2 separate regions of the Homo sapiens genome follow, and region 2 is linked to region 1. The links are chromatin loops, found by intact Hi-C in ENCODE. Cell type or tissue: mammary epithelial cell. All regions are shown on one strand.

What was found. A loop is a pair of places that touch in the nucleus more often than their neighbours do. Peaks named below come from ENCODE experiments on the same cell type or tissue, not always from the same donor. Only the 100,000 strongest peaks of a DNase experiment are listed, where the experiment ranks them.
Region 2: a loop joins it to region 1, with 7 times the contacts of the local background. A loop is called at or near these places in 2 of 110 quality-filtered maps.

The regions. Positions count from the first base shown.
Region 1 is chr2:53,307,498-53,315,497 of GRCh38, reverse strand. No RefSeq gene overlaps it. Among named protein-coding and RNA genes, the nearest start is that of CHAC2, 460 kb to the left of the region's middle. In mammary epithelial cell, no CTCF peak of the experiment used is centred here; DNase peaks (open chromatin) are centred at 1,667 and 3,677; H3K27ac peaks cover 4,189 bases.
Region 2 is chr2:53,400,217-53,408,216 of GRCh38, reverse strand. No RefSeq gene overlaps it. Among named protein-coding and RNA genes, the nearest start is that of CHAC2, 360 kb to the left of the region's middle. RefSeq lists an enhancer at 3,116-4,315. In mammary epithelial cell, no CTCF peak of the experiment used is centred here; DNase peaks (open chromatin) are centred at 356, 656 and 4,016; H3K27ac peaks cover 5,432 bases.

The DNA of each region.
Region 1 (8,000 bases):
CAGTCAGCCTTAATGATTTGTAGTAAAGACCTGGGCCCCATGGGAATGGTTTTCCAAATGTTGGCATTAGCCTCACTATTGTTGTAGTCCCTGAACATTTGGAAAAGACTCATCATTACTAATCAGTCTGGACTTCTGCATGGGGTGTTACTCTGTGACCCTGCTTGTCCCTAAGTCAGTTGCGACCTCATTTGGTTTGGTTTGTTAGGCTGTAAGTCCTGCACATAGGGACTCTGTGCAATTCTAAAGGTTATGCCTACTTCCTTGACATTTTGTGTAAACATTTGTCTAAATATTCAACGTTACTCATAATACAATATTTCTTCTACTTCTAATTAACCAAAATGAATTAGTTTCTTTCGGAGAACTACCCTTCAACTTCTAACATCTTGCCTTGTCTTTGATTTTACTTGTTATCTCTGTGACTTGTTCATTTACTACTGATACGCCTTTTAATCTCTTAAACCAATGCTTAATTTGCAAATTTCTGTAACATACCAACTGATTTGACTCATCTGAAGGACTTTATCAAAAGCCCATGGGAGTCTAACTTTATATAAAAGCACACATTCTCATTTGTTTCTCTGCAATCTCCTTATCTCTTAGCTTTTCCTGGAATGCTATGACAGGTGAGCTACGTTAAGATCCTCTCAGGAGGTTCAGATTTCAGGCTTATTTTAAAATATTGCTGGACTTTGTATTTGGGCAAATGATTTATCATCTTATTTGTTCTCAGTTTTATCAGTGAGAACACCTTTTATATGAGACTGGCATGTCCTGGACTCCTTCTATTGTTATTGAACTTAGTAAATGTTTTTTAATTGTTGACCAAAGTCATTGTTTTGTATTATAAAAACATAGACATATAGGATTATTGTTTGTGATGTATTTGAGAAAGACTTAACTATTCTACAATGTTGGGATGTATTTTGGTGATGGGAATGTTTGGAGTTTGCCATGCTGTGACAAGTAGTAGCAGGAAGACTCAAAAAACCTGTTACAAAGACAGCTGTGGTGTGGTGGGTTCAGCACACATTTTGTGTTGGAACACCTGGATTACTGGGAGAATTTGAGTAGTGTTTGCCATGGTGTTTGGGGGAGCTTCAAAATGTTGTAAAATGAAATCTAATACATACTTTCTGAGAGCCCATGCTGACTTGATGTTTTGCTGGTCTTGCAGGAAGCACTCAGCCTCTTGTGGGGTTCAGTTCACAGGCATCAGTAGCTATTGGATACTAATATTCAAATTCTGTGGAACACTATGACAGGAGATATAAAGAAAGGTATTCAATAACATGTGTCACAGCTCTCAGGAATATTAGTCCTGATCCTTTGCAGTTATTCATCTCCTTTTCCTTTTCCTCTTTCTCTGTTTCTCTCTCTCTCGCTCTCTTCTTTTCTCTTTACTTCCTTTCCTTTCCTTTCCTTTCTTTCCTTTCTTTCTCTCCTTCCTTTCTTTTCTTTTCCTTCCTTACCTCCTTCCCTCCTTTTCTTCTTTCTTTCTCTCTTCTCTTCTTTTTTGTTTCTCTCTCTTTGTCTCTGTCTGTCTCTCTGTCTCCCTCTCTCTCTCTCTCTCTCTCTCTCTTTCTCTTTGTTTCTTGACGTAGTCACACTCTGTCACCCAGGCTGGAGTCCAGTGATACGATCTTGGCTCACTGCAACCTCAGCCTCCTGGGTTCAGGTGATTCTCCTGACTCATCCTCCTGAGTAGCTGAGATTACAGGCATGTGCCACCACACCCGGCTAACTTTTGTATTTTTAGTAGAGACATGGTTTCACTACGTAGGCAAGGCTGGTCTTGAACTCCTGACCTCAGGTGATCTGCCCACCTCAGCCTCCCAAAGTGTTGGGATTAAAGGCATAAGCCACCTCGCCTGGCCTATTCATATATTTTAATTTTACTTTTTCATGATTTTAGTGTTTTATGTCCTTTGTATGAATTATATTAATTGCTTTGATTTCTTGGATTGAAAAGGACCCTTGGAACTTATTTTCTTCTTAGCACAGTTAGTGGTCTTTTCTGCCATAATAGCTTATCAAGACAGCAGGATCAACTTAACTCACAGCTCTTTATTAGTCACTTTAGACATGTAATCAAATTAATTCTCCAGACAGTAGAATGTTGAATGATGTATTCAAGTCCTTTAAAAATTGTTAAGTCATAAATAGTCATTTTCCTTATAACATGAAAATATATATATATCAACCAACCCACATTTTTGAAAACTGTAAATTTTTTGCCTGATTATTTATTAACAGCAGTGTAATTTTATGTTTATTAAGACTGTCTTTCTGTGAATTCAGATACTGTGATGGTTAATTTTAGATATTAACTTGACTGAATTCAATAATATCTAGAAACCTGGTGACTGGTGAAGGATTATTTTTGGGTGTGTCTGTGAGGGTGTTTCCAGAAGAGGTTAGCGTGTGAGTCTGAGTGGACTAGGCAGGGAAGATCTGCCTTCAGTGTGGGCGGGTACATCTAATCTGTTGGGAGCACAGACAGAACAAAAATAGAGAAAAGGCAAATATGTTGATCTATCTGCTGGAGCTGAGATACACTATTCCTCTCCTGTCCTTGGACGAGAACTCCAGGCTCCCAGGCCTTCGGACTCCAGGACTTATATCAGCAGGCTTCTGGGTTCTCAGGCCTTTGGCCTTGGAATGAGAATTACATCATCTGCTTCTCTCATTCTAAGGCCTTTGGACTACACTGATCCATGCTGACAGCATCCCGGGGTCTCCAGCTTGCAGATAGCCTATCATGGGACTTCTCAGCCTCCATGAGTACATGAGCCAATTCCCCTAACAAATCCCATCTCTTATCTAACTGTCTATCTATCTATCTACCCACCCACCCGTCCATCTGTCTGGTGGTTCTGTCTGTCTAGAGAACTCTGACTAATACAGATTTCTTAATTTGCTGCATCTTCTTTATTTTTATGTGTTCCTTGAATCTTAGTGTAACAGGGGTACCAGTTTGATCTCATGCCAGGTTTAATCATATCTTGGCATGACTGGGAAACTGTTGGATTGGTCCCATCATTCATTCATTCCATCAATATTCTCTGAGTGCATAGTACATGCCAGATGCTGTTCTAGTCATTTGGGATAAAGCAGTGGCCAAAACAGAAAAAAAATTCTATCCTCATAGAGCTTATGCTTTCTTTTTGGGAGCGTGTGTGGGTGTGGAAGAAGCAGTAATTTCTAGAACTATTTTGTTTTTGAGATGGAGTTTTACTGTGTCACCCAGGCTCGAGTGCAGTGGCACGATTTCGGCTCACTGCAACCTCTGCCTCCAGTGCTCAAGCGATTCTCCTGCCTCAGCCTCCTAAGTAGCTGGGACTACAGGCATGCACCACCATGTCTGGCTGATTTTTTGTATTTTTAGTAGAGACGGGGTTTCACCATGTTGGCCAGGTTGGTTCCAAACTCCTGACCTCAAGCAATCTGCCCGCTTAGGCCTCCCAAAGTGCTGGGATTACAGGTGTGAGCCACCATGCCCAGCCAGAACTTTGTTTTATTAGGCTCTACACAGCCTGCAAATAGACAACACTGATTAGAGGACAGAGGAGCCTTTTGCCCGCAGCTAGACACCTGAACCTGACTCAGTCAGAAAGCCTTAGTCATTAGAGGGGAGGGGCTGTCTTTGGCTGAGTCCTGATTGTTCTCAGGACTGGCTCTGTGTGTGTGTGTGTGTGTGTGTGTGTATGAGAGAGAAGGAGGGAGGGAGGGAAAGAGAGGGAGAGAGAAGGAAGGGAGAAGGAAGAAGGTAGAAAGGGAAAGGTAGATCTGTTAGTTTGAAAGTAAAAGGGAAAACAGTCCATTTTATGATATACAAGAGGGAGTAGACTTCATGTATTTATTATGAACACAAGTGAGAGAAAATGCTTGGAAATATGCCAGACTGGAAGGACTTTGCCGGAGGTTAACATCCTGTGTGAGAAAATGGGGAGAGACAGTAAAAGGTGTTAATGAACCCAATAGACTGGTGAGAATGTATTTTCCCAGATGTTTCTTTTTGACTCTAAGCTAGGCCAACAATCCTAAGTCCTTCATGTCTCTGAAGAAGCGTCATCTTTATTTTGGAAAATTATCCATGGTGCCTAAAAGATGGAATTACATGCTCCTTATTTTTGCTCCCATTCTGCTCATGTATTAACATCTATTATTCTGTGCCGTAATTGCATGCTATGTGTTCTAAGGCTATAAGTTCTATAAGCAGGACCAAATATGGAAGATTTTTAAGCTCTTAACTACATGTCAGTCATGCTACCATGCACAAGGGAACAGAGTACTTCTTTAGGTACATGCTTGGTAGAGTGCCTGATACGTAGTAAGAGCTTAATAAAGACTTAATATTTACATTTATATTCTTTGTCTAAAGCTAAACATTTCTGCTACTCTTTTTCTTGGCCATTTTTATACGATAGTAGAAGGTTATAAAATGATGGCGTTGTTTTTAGGAGGTTTTCTTAACATATTGTATACAACTATGAAAGAAGTAACCACCATATTCAGAATATTAAAAAATTATTAATTATTTAAATTGACAAATAAAATTTGTATATTTTAAAATGTACAACATGATGTTTTGAATATGTATACATTATGAAATGCAAGTCAAGCTAATTAACATATGCATTACCTCACTTATTTTTTTTTCTGGTGAGAACACTTATAATTTACTCTCTTAGTGATTTTCAGTAGTACAATACATTGTTGTTAACTATAGTCACCATGTTTTACGATAGATCTCTTAAATGTATTCCTCTTATCTAACTAAAGTTTTATATCCTTTGACCAACATTACCCAGTCTTCCTCACACCTCATTCTCCTAGCACATGGTAACCAACATTTTGCTCTCTGCTTTATGAGTTTTAACTTTTTAAGACTCCACATATAAATGAGATCATGAGGTATTTGTCTTTCTGTGCCTGGATTATTTCACTTAGTATAATGTCCTCCAGGTTCATCCACGTTGACGGAATCTCGCTCCAGGCTGTAGTACAGTGGCGCGATCTCCGTTCACTGCAAGCTCTGCCTCCCGGGTTCATGCCATTCTCCTGCCTCAGCCTCCCAAGGAGTTGGGACTACAGGCGCCTGCCACCACGCCCGGCTAATTTTTTGTATTTTTAGTAGAGACAGGATTTCGCTATGTTAGCCAGGATGGTCTCGATCTCTTGACCTCATGATCGCCCCACCTCGGCCTCCCAAAGTGCTGGGATTACAGGCGTGAACCACCACGCCTGGCCAAGATTTCTTACTTTTTAAAAGCTGAATAGTGTAGTATTCATATACGGTGTATGTCACATTTTATAAATATCACATTTTCTTCATTCATCCATTGATGGACACTTAGGTTGATTCTATATCTTTACTTCTGTGAATAATACTGCAATGAACATGGGAATGCAGATATTTCTTCAACATACTGATTTCATTTTCTTTGTATATATATCCAGTAGTGGATCATATTGTAGTTCTATTTTTAATTTTTTGAGGGACCTCCATACAATTTTCCACAATGGTTGTATTAACTTGCATTCCCATCAACCCTGTGTGAGAATTCCCTTTTCTCAACATCCTTGCCAAAACTTATCTTTTATCTAGTCTAGCCATCCTAACAGGTGTGAGCTGATATCTCACTGTGGTTTTGATTTGCATTTCCCGGATGATTAGTGATGTTGAGCACTTTTTCATACACCTCTTAGCCATTCTGTGTCTTTTTTTGAGAAATGTCTATTTAGCTCCTTTGTCCATTTTTTAATTGGGTTATTTGTTTTCTTGCTATTGAGTTGTTTGAGTTCCATACATATTTGGGATACTAACTCCTTATCAGATATATGGTGTGCAGGTATTTTCTCCTGTCTCATAGGTTGTTTCTTTATTTTGTTGATTGTTTCCTTGGCTGTGCAGAAGGTATTTAGTTTGATATAATCCCATTTGTCTATTTTTGTTTTTGTTCCCTGTGCTTTTGTTGTCATATAAAAAAAATTGCACAGACCAATGTCATAGAGATTTCCCCTAGTTTTTCTTCTAGTAGTTTTATAGTTTCAGGTCTTATGCTTAAGTCTCTAATACATTTTGAATTGAGTTTTGTAGACGGTGTGAGATAGGATCTAATTTTACTCTTCTGCTTATGGATATCCAGTTTTCCCAACACCACTTACTAAAGCGACTGTTTCTTCCTCATTGTGTGTTCTTAGCACTTTTGCTGAAAATGAATTGGTTTGTAAATACGTGAATTTATTTCTTGGCTCTCTATTCTGTTCCATTGGTCTAGATGTCAGGTTTTTTTTTTTTTTATTATACTTTAAGTTTTAGGGTACATGTGCACATTCTGCAGGTTAGTTACATATATATACATGTGCCATGCTGGTGCGCTGCACCCACTAACTCGTCATCTAGCATTAGGTATATCTCCCAATGCTGTCCCTCCCCCCTCCCCCCACCCCACAACAGTCCCCAGAGTGAAAAGAAGGAGAATGCCATGTGAAGATGAAGGAGAGATCAGGGTGATGCATCTACTTTACTCGGAATGCCAAAGACTGCCAGCAACCACTCACAGCCCTCAGACAGAACCCTTCTGACATGTTGATCTTGGAGTTTTAGCTCCTAGAATTGAGACAACACATTTCTGTTGTGAAGCCACTCAGTTTGTGTTACAGCAATCCTAGGAAATGAATACATGGTCTGATGGTTTTTGTTTTCTCCGTGGGATGAGGCAAGAAAAGGGGATGGAGGTGGGTTAGAGTTGAGGGTTTAAAGAGAGAGGAGAGGGAATGAAGGAAACTTTATACTGGATGTAGAAATTTGAATGATACACAGAAGTAAAAGCAAAGCGGTAAAAACTATCTCAAATATCACAATCCTGTGATAACCACTATTGCTCTTTTAGAAAGCATCTTTTTGAACCTCTTTCCATACATTCTTTATAGCCTACTTTTTTTTTGTCAGCAATGTCATGGGCCCCTTTCTATGGCAATACATATTGGTAATTTTAAATGAAGCATAGCATTTTATTGCCATGTAAGTTGTTTCCAATTGTTGATAATTGCATGCATGTGGGGCTACAATGAATTCCTATATCCTCAAATTAGATTTTGCTCTTATGTGGTTCCTCCTTATGCTGAAGTCACTTAAGTGAGATTGCTGGATAAGGTTGCTTTTGAAATGAGAAAATCCAGGGTCAGAAAGATTTTTCAGGCGTCAAAAAGAGTCTGTGTTAACTTACAGGCAAGGTCTGTTTTTTTTTTGTTTTGTTTTTTATAGACTACTGAGTAGTTTTTTCTTATACATGTCTCACTGGAAAAGTTCCATTCACTGTTGCTAATTTATATAGTTTACTGAGGCCACATCTTTCACAGAGCCTTGAATTTTATTTACTGTAATCACATACTAGAAGAAAGAAGCAAATCTTTTGGTGGAGTAGTTTCCACTAAGATTTTATATTTATGTTTTAAAAGATGATAGAAATCCAGAAGGATAGCTTAGGAGCCTCTTTTGGTCTGAGTGGATGAGGAGCTTCTATGTGACTGCCTGTTGATCATTTTAATGGCAATCTGTATGCAGAAAGAGAGATCACATCACCAGTGCTTGCTGATGGGGAAGTAAAATTTTGTGAAACAGTAACATTTTATATGGAAAAAGGCCATAGAGTCCATAAAGAGAGCAATTGATATACATGGCTCTGATGAACAAGTTTTCCATCTGAATCAGGATTTTGAGAGTATTGAATAGAATTGTTTGCTTTTCATTCAACCAGCTAATCAACAGGTTTTTTTTTCTGTTTTCCTTTTTTTTTTGAGACCGAGTTTTTCCCTTGTCGCCCAGGCTGGAGTCCAGTGGTGTGATCTCGGCTCACTGCAACCTCCGCTTCCTGGGTTCAAGCAATTCTCCTGCCTCAGCCTCCCAAGTAGCTGGGATTATAGGCACCCACCACCACACCCAGCTAATTTTTGTATTTTTAGTAGAGACAGGGTTTCACCATTTTGGT
Region 2 (8,000 bases), 93 kb before region 1:
CCTTGGTCTCACATTTTTTTCTACCTTTCATTGTTAATTGACTTTTTTTTTTTTTTTTTTTTTTTTGCATAAGCCTTATTATGCCTCTGTGCCTCCAACGGGTAGGCACTATGCTTTGTACTCTTTTCTGTTTCTCTCATCACCTAGAATAAGTGCTTTGTAGCACATTTATTACCCGCCCTTCTCTAAACTTACCATCCATGTTCATGCCATCATTACTTCTTGCTTTTCCCCCAGCTCTTTCTTTTACTTTTGATGTACGAATTTTGTAATTCTTTTGGTCTCAGCCGTAGGTTTCTCAATGATTCATTCAACAGGTATTTATTAAGAGTCTACAATATGTTAGGTACATTATTGTACTCCAGGGATACATTGATGAACTAAGACCAACATATTTTCTGACTCATGGAACTCACAGTCTAGTGGGAGAAAACTGGTATTTGTAAATATTCACAGAAACAAGTGCACATGTTTCCATGAGGAAACTGATATATCATCAAGAAATAATAGCAATGTATGGGCATGATGAGCAACTATAATGGGGAAATTTGGTAGGGATATTTGATATACGAAAAATAATAAAAATTATCTGGATGAAGAGATAATGGAAGAGTATGATGTGAGAGGGAACATGGTGAATAAGATTCAGGGCAGAGCTAGGTTTTAAAATTTTTGGAGTGAGTCAGGGATGAACCAGGCCAGTAGTGTGGGAGGTAACGTGAAAAGCCACCTTTTCGGTTTCTGTTTACATATATCATGATCTTGCATTAATTCTCCATAATATTAATAGTTGTCATGCTAAATTTTACTTTAAAATAGGTACCTATTTTGGAGAATGTATTCAGGGGACCAGTTGTATTGGAGAATGTATTCAGGGGACCAGTTGTATAATTTAATACCCCCGGCTATGGTTCTGAGTAATAGGAGCTGAAAAGCCAGTGTGGGCAGATCTCAAAGTGGGATAGGATTCTGGGAGTAAGTCAGATTGGAGTGGTAGAAGGGACCAGATTACACAGGGAATATCATATTAGGTTAAGGAGATTTATCCCAGGGGAAATTATAGGATAGAGATTTTTAATTTTAAGGATTATAAGATAGAGATTTTAATTTTAAACTAGAGCGTTAATGAGATCTAATTCAAATTTTGAAAGCTATCTTTGGCTGCCATGTGGTGACAGAGGACATCTCTGAATCACTTTTTGTCACTCAATTTTTTTGTGAAGCAGGATGTTGTTATATGACTAACGTTTATTTTAATCTACTTGACATTATAGCATCTTCCTCCATTCAGCTATATGCTATATCAATTAGGATTTGGTGTGCAAACAGAAGAATCCCAAATAACAGCTTAAACAAATAGAAGTTTGTTTTTATCTTATATAAAGGAATCTTGAAGTAAACATTCCAGGTTTAGTATGGAAGCTTAGCAGTCATCAAGGAGCTGCAATCCTCATTTTTTTGTTACTCTAGCAGCATAGTGTGTCTGCTTCATGGCCCAAGATGGTCACTTGAATTCACTTTGGTCTTCCAGTTAGCAACAAGGAGAAGGGATTGAGGAAGGGCATGTCTTCTTTATTTAAGGACACTTCCTGGAAGTTACATATGATGTTTCCATGTTCCAGAACTTAATTACATGCCAACTCCCAGCTCCAGTGAATGCTGGGGTATGGTTAGTTTTCTGTGGGGTCAAGTGCCTAGCTAAAAATGCAAGGCTCTATTCTTATGGAAAAAGGAGAACATGAACATTTGGGGCAAATTTGGATTTTTGGCCACCCTCTTCCTTTTTAGGGAGGCAACCCTGAATCCCATTAATTTACTAATTGTAGTTCAAAGTCCAGGATCTCTGAGAGTTAGGCAAACCTATCCATGAAGCTTGGGTATGACTTTTTAAGTTCTGGTAGTGCATAAATTAAAAGACAAATTGCCATAAACACAACTAACATACTGTATTGCGGAGAAGGAATACGATAATTGCAATAAAAACTCCCATTTAGAAATGGATAGAATGGAAACAACCATCATTCACTGGTCCTTAGTAATTATAAATTCCCTGCAGGCAGGAATGTGAGGGATAAGTTCCTTGATTAGCCACCCAAAAACCTCTGATTCTGTTCTTTGGAAGGAACTCCCTCATCCATTGTCCTGTGTTGCTCTGGATTTGCTCCTGGAAAGTTTTTTCTTTTCTATTTCCATGCAAGGACATCTCTGAGGACAATGGTTAGTAAGCCCCATGGAATCTTTCACATCACTTATTATTTTTGCTGTTTTGTTGGGGGGAGTAGGGCAGGAATTGTATTCTGAAGTATAGACAGTTATAGACCTTCCCCTGGCTAAAGATGGATGTAACAATATCTTCCATCCTACGAGTTCTTCTTACAAAATAAGCAGTTATTTCCCCATCAAGAAGTAGAGTCTCTGTTTCCTCTCCTTGAAACTTGCACCTTTTGACTGCCTCAACAAAAGAGTATGGCAGAATGGCACCAAGTGACTTCCAAGGCAACATCATAAAAGGTGATGCAGCTTCTACCTGTCTTTCTAGGATGCTTTCTCTTAGAAACAAGCCACCATGTTATGAGGGAACTGTGCCATCATGAAAAGAGGGTTCCTAGATTTCCACCCTCTAATAATTTGTTGTGACCTACTACCCACCACACCTTAGAAGCCAATACTTGATATTTTTTAGGTGCCCACTTCCAGGTATCCACATTCTGAATCACTTTGGATTAGATTCAGCTACACATAACAGATAAATACAAATAACAGTGGCTTACATAAGGTAGAAGTATATTTCTGTTCAACACAGAGGACTCCAGAGGTAGGGAATCCAGGATTTTTATGGTAGTTGCATGATTATCAGGATTCAGTTTCTTCTCTCTTAGTGCTCTGTTATTCTTAATTTGATGCCTTATGTTCCAAGATAGCTGCTTGAACTCTAATCATCATGCCTACTCTCTAGCCAGGAGTAAGGAAAAAGGTAGGAGAAAAAGATCATTCTTCTTCCTTTAAGGGCACTTATTAGAAGTTTTACGTACAGCTTTCCATTTATACTCCATTTTTCAGCAACTCGTCATCTGGCTGCACTTAGCTGGAAGGGAAGATGGGAAATGTTTTTATTCTGGGTAGACATGTACCATAGTCATGTACCATGAGTAGCCCTTAGTCACATTTTCTTTAAAATTACTTAGCTGTGTTTTATATTTTCTTTATATCATTTTCTCATGAATTTAAACTTTTAAATGAACTGTGTTATGCAAGGGAACATTACTGGGACTTAATCAGAAAGGGGGCATTTTGGGATGATAAAGATGAGAAAATTAAACCTCACATGTGTCCTTGGGACCTGGACTCCCAGGACCTCATTCATTCCTGGTAACTGAATCCCCCACACCAACCCTTATTAACCATTCTCACGGCAAGCTATAGTCTTCCCAAAAGGATTTATTATTTGCATTTTGGGGAGGCAATTAGAAGTTTACAGTAAGATTTAAGTTTGATAAGAACCCCAGTGCCGTTTTCTGTATTTCATCTCAATAACCTGACGAAGGATTTTTTTTTTCCCTAGCTTAATAAACTTTGTCAAATCTGATACTAGGAGAAAAAGCTGTTTGATCAAATGAAAACTTCTTTTTGTTTATCAAAAATAAGTTGATAAGAGATTCAGGAGCCCCCTCTTATTTGTGAGTGATATGTTCCAAGACGCCAGTGGATGCCTGGAACCATGGATACTGCCAAACCCTATACTATGTTTTTTCCTATATATACATATGTATGATAAAATTTACTTTGAAATTAGGCACAGTATGAGACTAACAACAATAACTAATAATAAAATAGAACAATTGTAACAATACAGTGTAATAAAAGTTATGTGAATGTGGTCTCTCTCAAAATATCTCATGCACCATACTCACCCTCCTTTTTCTTGTAATCTAGTGATCACAAGGAAACTCAGATGACTGCTGAGTGACTAACAGGCAGGTAGCATATACAGCATGGATATGCTGGGCAGAGATGATTCATATCCTGGGTGGGATGGAGTAGAATGGTGCAAGATTTTATCATGCTATTCAGGAAAATGCCCAGTTTAAAACTTGTGAGTTGTTTATTTCTGAAAATTTCCATTTAATATTTTCAAACTGAAGTTGTCCATGGGTAGCTGAAACCACAGAAAGTGAAACGGAGAAGAGTGACTACTGTAATGACTTATCTCTTGTTGTGTCTATGAGGAAGATTAATGAGGCATTCGGGTGATAAAAACTCACTAAATTCATTCACGTATTCTTCAGTACTATTAACTGGGTTCTTATATGGCAGATGCAGCACTAGCTGCTGGGGATATTGTGATGAATAGAACAGCCAGTCTTGACTGTAGTAGGCTGAATAATGACCACAAATAATGATCCAAGTCCTAATCCACAGAACCGGTGAATATGTTACCCTATATAATAAAAGAGACTTTGCAGATGTGATGAAATTAAGGATCTTGTTGTGGGGAGAATATTCTGGATTATCTGGGTGGGCCCTGAATGAAATCACAGTGTCCTTCTAAGAGGGATGCAGAGGGAATGTGAGAGAAGAGGAAGAAGGCAATATGATAAAGCAAGGGGAGGTGCAGAGCCGTGGGCCTCGGAGGCAGGACAGCTTCCAGAAGAAGGAAAAGGCCACAAAAAGGATTCTCCCCCAGAGCCTCCATCTGGAGTGGGGCCCTTCCCACAACTCTATTTCAGCCCACCAAAACAGCCAACTTTTGGTCTCCAAAACTGAGAAAGAATAAATTTCTACTGTTGTAAGCCACCAATTTTGTAGTGATTTGTTACAGCAGCTACAAAAAACTAATACATTGCCTTTCACAGAGCTTCTAACCTAGTGGGTTAAAAGGCAATGAGAATAAGGAATGAGACAATATCTTATCAGAAACTTGAAAGAGCAATAGGGGTTAGTCTGGGTAAGAGAGTGGGGAAGGGAAAAATCAGAGATAGCTATAAGTGTTGAGTTTTAAAAAGTCAGCCAGCCTCTTTGGAGAATGCTTTTGTGGGGGCAAGGGATTGGGAGGAATGTTGTGGCAAAAAATGAGGCTGAATGAATCATTAAGCAGGGGATAGATGATGAGGGTTCAAGTCATGCTAAGGAGTTTGCACTGCATTCTTAGAGCCTGGGGGCTGTACAAGAGTCCTGAGCAGAGGGATAGCATAATCAGGCCTCCATTTTAGAAAAACTTCTCAGACTGTAGGGTGGGTTATTGGAAAGCCCCTCATACCACATCACTCTCTTCAGGACCCATTCTTGGGCCTTTCGGGTTTAGACATTTTGTCTTACTATTTTGGTCATTTTCCTAAACATGAACTTTTATTTGCAAGATTCTCTTGGTTTCAAGAGATCTCTTTTTGCTTTCTCTCCCTTGAACTCCAGACACATATATCTGTGTGCCTCCTCAACAACTCCATTTGGATAATAATAAGTATCTAAAATTTAGCATTCCCAAACTGATCTGCAGATTTTCTCTTATCCTAAAGCTGTTCCACATCTCAATAAATGATGACTCCTTTTCAATTGTTCAAGTCAAATACCTTGGAATTGCCCATGACTTTTCTTTTCTCTCATGTCCTACATGCAATCCAACAGGAAATTCTTGATAAGAAACACTTCCAAAATCTGATCACTTCTTGCCATCCACACTGCTTTCCTGGTCCAAGCTACTGTTACCACTCACCTGTATTATTGCAGCCACCTTTGAATTCACTCCCTGATGCTACCACACCTCCTTATGGCTATGCTCAACACAAGATCACTCTTTTAACAAGAGTAATCTTGTTGAAACTTAACTCATGTTCCTCCTTTGCTTAACACCTTCCAGTGGCTCCCCATTTCATGTAGAGTAGAAGCCAGTGGCCTATCGGGCTCTACAGAATCTACCCCTCATACCCCAAGTGAAGATGTAACATTCTGCTCACAGCCTTCCCCTTTTTCCACTCTGCTCAGTCTCACCAGCTTCCTTTCTGTTCCCTGAAAACGCTCATGCTCTCCCCAGGGCCTCGCAGTTCCATTTTCTGCAGTGATTCCCTTTCAGACATCCATGTTGCCAGTTTCCTCATCTGTTTCAAATCTTTGCTCAAACGTCCCCTTCTCAGCAAGGTGTTTTCTGACCGTTGTATTTAAAATCACAAACTTCCTGAACTTTCTTCCACTTCAGCACTCTCTATCCCTCTTTTTTTTTTTTTTTTTTTGGTAGCACATACTTTATAATACTATATAATTTCTTCTTCATTAATATTTTTAACATGTATTCCTCTCCCCTGTGAAAAGTAAGTTCGTTGAAGGAAGACATTTTGTCTGTTTTGTTTAGTAGTTTATTCTCAGTGTCTAAAATATTTCCTGTCACATAAGGGGTGCTTAATAAGGGGTACTTGAATGAATGAGTCAGTGACAGCTGTGTTATGACAGTTTTATTTGGTGATCTTTCTGTGTTTCTTTTTCAGGTCAGAAGTTTATTTGATATTCACAACATGCAACTAAGGGTCCTTTAAGTCTGGAGCCATGTCACATTTCAGAAAAGAAAGGTGAGACACTGAAAAGTTCTTCTGTAAGCAGTGAATGTTAGCACATCTGAATATCTACTAGAAAAATGAACTTACATGCCATACTTATTTAAAATGATTGTGTTTTCTCCCTATCCTAGAGCTTCTTATAGGGTTTGCCATGGCATGCTAAGATAATGGTCCCCTAAGCCCTTAGGAAGGCTGGGGTAACTGGAACTCCCAGGTAGCTGTCTCTGGAGGGAGCAGTTTTATCTAAGGCTTCTTAGAGGGTAGCCAGGAGCAGCGTCTGGTAGCACACTCCCCATGTGTGCTGGGGATGGCAAAGGTACTTATCCGGCCTAGCTTCGGTACCAGGGCATGCCTCCCTCCTCATCTCCTCCAGCAGCCTGTTGCAGGGCATTCTGCTGCTCAGTATGCATAAGAAGTCTGGGCACTACTGAATGATCTCATGTTCTAGGTGTCTTAAGAGCACCAGCCAAGGGTGTAGGTTAAGGTGATGCCAGTGGGATGGTGGTGGGGCTGGCAGGCTAGATGGAGGTTCCTTGTGACTGCACCCCCAGATGGGAATCAAGAAGCTCTTTCTTGTCAAATATCAGATACTTCTGTCCATCCATGGATGGGCCGTTTTACTTATGTCCAGGCTAGCTATAGGGTTTTGTTCTAAAATATATGTATTCTAAAAATCAAGGCTTCCTCATTATTTTGAAATACTTGATATGAAAATTTCAATTGGATTTAAAATGTCTTCATGTTATTACAAAAAATTGAATAGTTATATTTGTCAATGGAAGAGCTCTCAAATTCCTTAAATATAATTTCTTTTTTTTTTTTTTTTCTTTCTTTTTTTTTTTTTATTATACTCTAAGTTTTAGGGTACATGTGCACATTGTGCAGGTTAGTTACATATGTATACATGTGCCATGCTGGTGCACTGCACCCACTAATGTGTCATCTAGCATTAGGTATATCTCCCAATGCTATCCCTCCCCCCTCCCCCCGACCCCACCACAGTCCCCAGAGTGTGATATTCCCCTTCCTGTGTCCATGTGATCTCATTGTTCAATTCCCACCTATGAGTGAGAATATGCGGTGTTTGGTTTTTTGTTCTTGTGATAGTTTACTGAGAATGATGGTTTCCAATTTCATCCATGTCCCTACAAAGGATATGAACTCATCATTTTTTATGGCTGCATAGTATTCCATGGTGTATATGTGCCACATTTTCTTAATCCAGTCTATCATTGTTGGACATTTGGGTTGGTTCCAAGTCTTTGCTATTGTGAATAGTGCCGCAATAAACATATGTGTGCATGTGTCTTTATAGCAGCATGATTTATAGTCCTTTGGGTATATACCCAGTAATGGGATGGCTGGGTCAAATGGTATTTCTAGTTCTAGATCCCTGAGGAATCGCCACACTGACTTCCACAATGGTTGAACTAGTTTACAGTCCCACCAACAGTG